2 separate regions of the Homo sapiens genome follow, and region 2 is linked to region 1. A link is a loop called in an ENCODE intact Hi-C map of the cell type or tissue named here. Cell type or tissue: PC-3. All regions are shown on one strand. Each heading gives the region's core, and the rest is flanking DNA. Links, peaks and the distances in the headings are about the cores only. Region 1 overlaps LOC105378250 (a long non-coding RNA gene). Region 2 overlaps LOC105378250 (a long non-coding RNA gene).

The links. Hi-C counts contacts between places; a loop is a spot of excess contacts. Peaks named below come from ENCODE experiments on the same cell type or tissue, not always from the same donor. Only the 100,000 strongest peaks of a DNase experiment are listed, where the experiment ranks them.
Region 2: it touches region 1 in a loop (7-fold over the local background); 3 of 110 quality-filtered maps call a loop at or near these places.

What each region holds. Positions count from the first base shown.
Region 1 is chr12:53,769,013-53,771,928 of GRCh38, forward strand. The region is part of intron 1 of LOC105378250 (a long non-coding RNA gene); the gene reads left to right. Among named protein-coding and RNA genes, the nearest start is that of CISTR, 18 kb to the left of the region's middle. In PC-3, for the core only: no CTCF peak of the experiment used is centred there; a DNase peak (open chromatin) is centred at 1,479; H3K27ac peaks cover 2,319 bases.
Region 2 is chr12:53,824,213-53,827,128 of GRCh38, forward strand. The region is part of intron 1 of LOC105378250 (a long non-coding RNA gene); the gene reads left to right. Among named protein-coding and RNA genes, the nearest start is that of CISTR, 74 kb to the left of the region's middle. In PC-3, for the core only: no CTCF peak of the experiment used is centred there; a DNase peak (open chromatin) is centred at 1,399; H3K27ac peaks cover 2,500 bases.

The sequences.
Region 1 (2,916 bases), core at 160-2,659:
ATCACCATGAATTGTTAGCTCTGGAATGGGGTTAATCATATTTTAGAATGACTGACAAGCTGACATTTTTCTGGTACTGGGTTCTCCTGAGTTAAGGATCAGGGATTGCCATTCTCTGGCAAGCATCCCCCCACAGTCTGCTTCTGATTGGCAGCCAAGTCTGGGGAGCAAATGGCCAAGTGAATTAGAAAGCTTAAAAGATGTTTTGTTAAACCATCCTCATTAAACTGGCACCGTCTGCCTTCCTACTCTCCTTTGTCCCAGTTGGGGCTGTTCTTCGTGACAGATGTTTCCTAACGGTGTGTGCTGGTAGCATCTGGAATCCTTAGGTGACTGCTGAGGTTTGGGAAGGCCAAATCTGGAGGTATGTAGATTGTCAGGGAAATTGCAACCATTTTCCTGCCATTGGGCTACCATAAAAAAAAAATACCCGCTTCCCTTCCCACCACCCCATTTTCCTTTGGCCAGTGAAAATCAAGCTTTCATTTCCTTCTCTAGCACTTCCTAACCTGCACTGAAGATGGTTTTTTTCCTCTCAAGAATGAGGTAGTGAGTAGACAAGATTTGGAATATGATGAAAGAACAGTGTGATGGAAGAAGTCTCAGAGGGGTTACTTATGTTTGGCATCTAGAGATCTTTTATCCTGTATTTTCCACTAAAAATCAAGCAAAAGCCAATGGGTTAAAGTTGTGGGAGTAGGAATTATAATTAGATGTAAAATTGTGTCTATGAACTATTGGAATAGTTACAGGGATGCTTTGGAATCTCCTTTCTTGGCATCTAAAAAGATTGTCTGGAGAATTTTGGCACCTGATTGGATTAGAATTTTAGCAGGAAATGGTTAAGATGGAACTTTCAGATTTAATGATTTCTCTGCTTCCAGCTCTGGCCTATCAGTGTCTATGTGGGAGGAAAGAGAAGACATTGGCAGGGGATGACCTGGGCATAAGGGTAAGAACTGGTTCAAATCCTCTTTTAATAGCCATGCCCTTAGACTCCTTGTTCTTTGTGGAGACTGGGTGCCACAGTAGGAAGAACATGGGCTTTGACTTCATGAAGAACCATGTTCAAATTCTAACTCTTCTTTTTACTGGCTATATGATCTTGAAAAAGTTATTTAACCTCTCTTCATCTTCAAGATCAAAGAATAATACTTCTGTCATGGAGTAAATAGGGGTTAAATGAAATAGCATATGAACCTTGCTTGCAGCTCAACACATTCTGGTTCCTTTCACCCCTCTTTCCACGTAACTCTAATTCTTGCACATAATTCTATCCCTGGCATGCCATTTGACAGATATTTTGCTCTGTCTCCAGCCTCTGCACATCTTCCCCAATGCTTCTTAGCATTCAAGCCTAGAGCTCTGATTTATTAATTTGTGTTAGTCCCACAAAATGGCAATAACAGTATGTACTTTTTATAACCATACTAACATGAGTCAAGGTTGTGGTTTCATTCCAGGCATTTTTACTTGCTGACAATTTTGGTTGTAAATCAGAGACAAAGGAGTTCTATCTTCCCACCCACCTCTCTGATCTAGAGTTCTTGATTCAGGGCTAGATCATCTGGATAGGATTTCCTTCCAATAAAAAAATGATGGCAAGTTTGTTTATAAGATTATTCAGAGAAGAAAAATCCATAACCTTTACTGTTGGAATATTCTTGTTTTCCTCCCAACCTTTTAATTTGAAAAATATTAACCTACAGAAAAGTTGTAAAATAGTGTAATTAATACCCATTCATTTTTCACCAAGATTGACAAATTGCTAATATTTTGCCACATTTGTGTGCTCTCCCCTTCTCTCTCATATATATATATGTGTGTATATATACACACATATGTAAAGCAGTGCCTATTCAAATTTTGCTAATTGTCCACTGATTTTTTTTTGAGACAGGGTGTCACTCTATTGCCCAGGCTGGAGTGCAAGTGGCATGATCACAGCTCACTGCAGCCTCTACCTCCTGGGCTCTGGTGAACCTCCTGCCTCAGCCTCCCAAGCAACTGGGACTACTGGCACATGCCACCATGCCAGACTAATTTTTTTTTTTTTTTTATAGAGGCAGGGTTTCACCATCTTGCCTAGGCTGGTCTCAGACTCCTGGGCTCAAGTGATCTGCCCTCCTTGGCCTCACAAAGTGCTAGGATTACAGGTGTGAGCCACTGCGCTAGCTGAATAATTTGTTTTATAGTGAAATGTTTCTCCCTAGCCCTGATCCAATTGAAGTTTATGCACTGTATTTTGTTATCATGCCTCTTTATTCTCCTTTAATCTGGAATCATTCCTTAGCCTGTTGTTCATAGCATTCACAGTTTTGAAGAGTACTGGTCAGTTGTTTTGTAGAAAGTCACTGGGTCTAAATTTGACGGATTATTTTCATCATTAGATTCAGATTAGGCGTTTCTGGCACTTTTGGATTAGATAAGAACATTTTTAAAGACAGTGCCACGTAGACAGGGAACATGTCTTTCCCCTGCCTGTTGTGTTCTTAGCACCAAGCACAGCGACTGGCATATAGTAGGTGCTTAATACTTATTGAATGAATGAATGAATGACCTAAAACTTTCACTGCCATGTAGGTCCATTATTTTTCTACCTGAAGAGAGAGAGAAGAGCAGCCTTCTCCTAAATCCTAGTTTCATTTTTATTATAAATCTTTGGGCTGAAAAGGGTAACCCAAGACTTCTTTAATGAGACCACCGAGAAGGGAATATGAGGGAGGGACTATGGCCTGAGGGAAGCCACGGAGTTTCTGTTTACCCAGGGCGAGTGGTGGTGGTGTTCATACTGTGTAGAGACAGGGGGATGAACAAGGTGGTCCTCAGATGGAAGGAAAAATAACACACAGAATCCTAGAGTACCTGGCCTGTTTGCTTACTGAGAAAAATTAGTCATTTAGGTTCCCAGATTTG
Region 2 (2,916 bases), core at 322-2,821, 55 kb after region 1:
CCCTTAACCGCCTTCCCCTCGGTTCTTTTCTGTCCCTTCCTGTTGTCTATTTTCGGCAAACTGAGCTCCTCCCTGGCCTCCTGTCCATGCCACACGTTTTCTGCCTCTGAAACCTCCTGTAAGCACTCCCCCTCCTCAGGCTGGATTGCCTTTACTTTTCTCTCCCTTCTGCTCCTTGCTTCCTCTCCAACCCAATTCCACACTCCCTCTTGCAGGAAACCTTCCCAAAATAACCCCTTCTTACTTGGAATATTTCTTGACTCTGCATCTTTTCAGCCCCATTGTTGGTTTATACTTGCTGCTGCTTTATTGCTTAATAAGCATTTTGAAGTCTTTTTTTTTTTTTTTTGAGACAGAGTTTCACTCTTGTTGCCCAGGCTGGAGTGCAATGGTGCAATCTCGGCTCACCGCAACCTCCTCCTCCCAGGTTCAAGCAATTCTCCTGCCTCAGTCTCCTGAGTAGCTGGGATTACAGGCATGCACCACCATGCCCGGCTAATTTTGTATTTTTAGTAGAGACGAGGTTTCTCCATGTTGTTCAGGCTGGTCTAGAATTCCCCACCTCAGGTGATCCGCCTGTCTTGGCCGCTGAAAGTGCTGGGATTACAGGTGTGAGCCACTGTGCCCGGCCTCTGAAGTCATTTTTTAGATATTTGTGTTCTGTCAATTTACTTAGATGAGGAACTTCTTAAGGGGAAGGCCCCTCAGAACACACACGGGGAGCTTATACTGCTGCCTGACTAGAGCTAGACCTGGGATAGTCTGAGAAAGTTCAAATGACCTCTGCATTTCAGGAAAGAAAAGAAGACTGTCAACTTAGGGGTAGTGGGAATGCTGATCCCATTTAGAGGCAGTTGGCACCTATTTGAAATTCCTTCTTATGGTTATTTCCAGTCCTGGGATTCTGTAACCCTATGAACCAACTTGGTTATGCCCTTGCCTGATCTTGATGCTATTACCAATTTTGTGGCCTGTATTAAATAATAAGACATCCCATAACTAGTAGGTGGCAGATTGGTGTGTCCACTGCAGGTTATAAAATAAAAAACTAGCTTGGTGGAGGGACCTTCCTATGTGTAATGCATTGTTAGGTAGAGCACCTGGCTGCCCAATGGATAACCTCAGTTGCTGCCTGGAGGCCTCTACCTCGGGGAAGGGAGGCCTTGAGAGCCATTTTGACCCAAGTTCAAATTCTCTAGAACAAACAAGCCGATCTCTTGCTCCAAGCTCCAGTCAAAGAGGCTCCAGTGTGTTTATTGACTCTTGCATGACCCTGCCCTGGAGAACAAACAAACAGCTCAACCTGACTCATTCCCTCCACCAACTATACTCAGGTCCATTGCTGGGGTTTGCCAGAAAAATCCCTCAGGCCCTGTGGAAAATTAGAGAGCCAAAGGTTAGGGCTCTCTGGTCATATATTCCTACTCTTTCTTCCCATAGAACGTTAACCCTCCCTGGAGGTGCAGAAGACTAGCAGTGACTTCCAATTCATTTGACTTGGGCCCTCTCCATTGCTTGAGGCAAATCAGCTTGCTTCACTGATTCATTCATTTGACAAATATTTATTGAACACCTGCTATATGTGAGGCTCTCCTCTCTTAGGATGGGAGCTTACTGATTTTTGCTATGGAGAATGCTGATGCTTCCATCTTTATTTATTTATTTACTTATTTATTTATTTATTTATTTGAGACAGAGTCTCGCTCTGTCAACCAGGCTGGAGTGCAATGGTGCGATCTCGGCTCACTGTAACCTCCACCTCCTGGGTTCCAGTGATTCTCCTGCCTCAGCCTCCCAAATAGGTGGGACTACAGGTGTGCGCCACCATGCCTGGTTAATTTTTGTTTTTAGTAGAGACGGGGTTTTGCCATGTTGGCCAGGCTGGTCTTGAACTCCTGACCTCAGGTGATTGCCCCCCTTGGCCTCCCAAAGTGCTGGGAATACAGGTGTGAGCCATTGCGCCCAGCCCAATGCTTCCATCTTTTAACTAAAAGGTTTGAAGTACCCTTTTCCAGACATCTTGTAAGAATAACAATACATTTTCTCTCCCTTACCACCATTGGAAGAACTTAGTTCTGAACCCAAACCATCTCCTTTCATTAAGCCTTTGGTGGATCATTTTTACTCTTGGGATTTCATCAAGCCCTGCTCCCCATTTTCCCTCACAGAAGAGGAGGCAGCCTCTTGCGCGTGTATGTGTGCTCAGCTTATTCCTTCTCAATGATTTTTAAAAAGAAGGAACCCAACTCAGCCCCTCCTCCTTGTTGTGTTTAAGGGAGTGCTGTTTCCTAAACTGTGTAATCCTCAAAGCACTGAGGTTTCACCTAATGTTAATAAGGGTTTCTTGAAAAAGCATTGAATCAGGTCATTTTAGGAGACAGTGAATGAGACAAAATTAAAATCTTAAGCAGCAGGGCTTCTCAGAACCTTTAACATATTAATATTCATTTGAAATCTCAAGAGGGAGACATCATTTGCAATATTTTCCAAATTATTAGACCATGGAAGCCACTTTTAAAGGAAAACCTCTTATTCGTTCTTGGGACATTAGCATTCCATTAAATTCAGTTTGAGAAATGCTGATGTAGTAGCAGGAATATTGAATTAAGAGACAGGAACCTGAACTTGCATCCCTCTTTGACACTCAGTTTTGTGACTCTGGAAAAATCACTTCTCCTCTATGGACCTCCATTTCTTTACCTGGAAAATGAGAAGGCTGAATTAAATTATCCTTCAGTCCTCTTCTAGTTCTGTACAAAGGCATCCACAGGTAGGCCCAATCTCCTAAGAACCAGAAACAAAATCTTAGGTGGATATCTTGACATACCAGTAAAGGATATACAAATAATACAATAAAGCTTTAAACCAATCTGTGACTAAAGAGAGCTGGAGTAAATGCATTTTACAAGAAAGGAA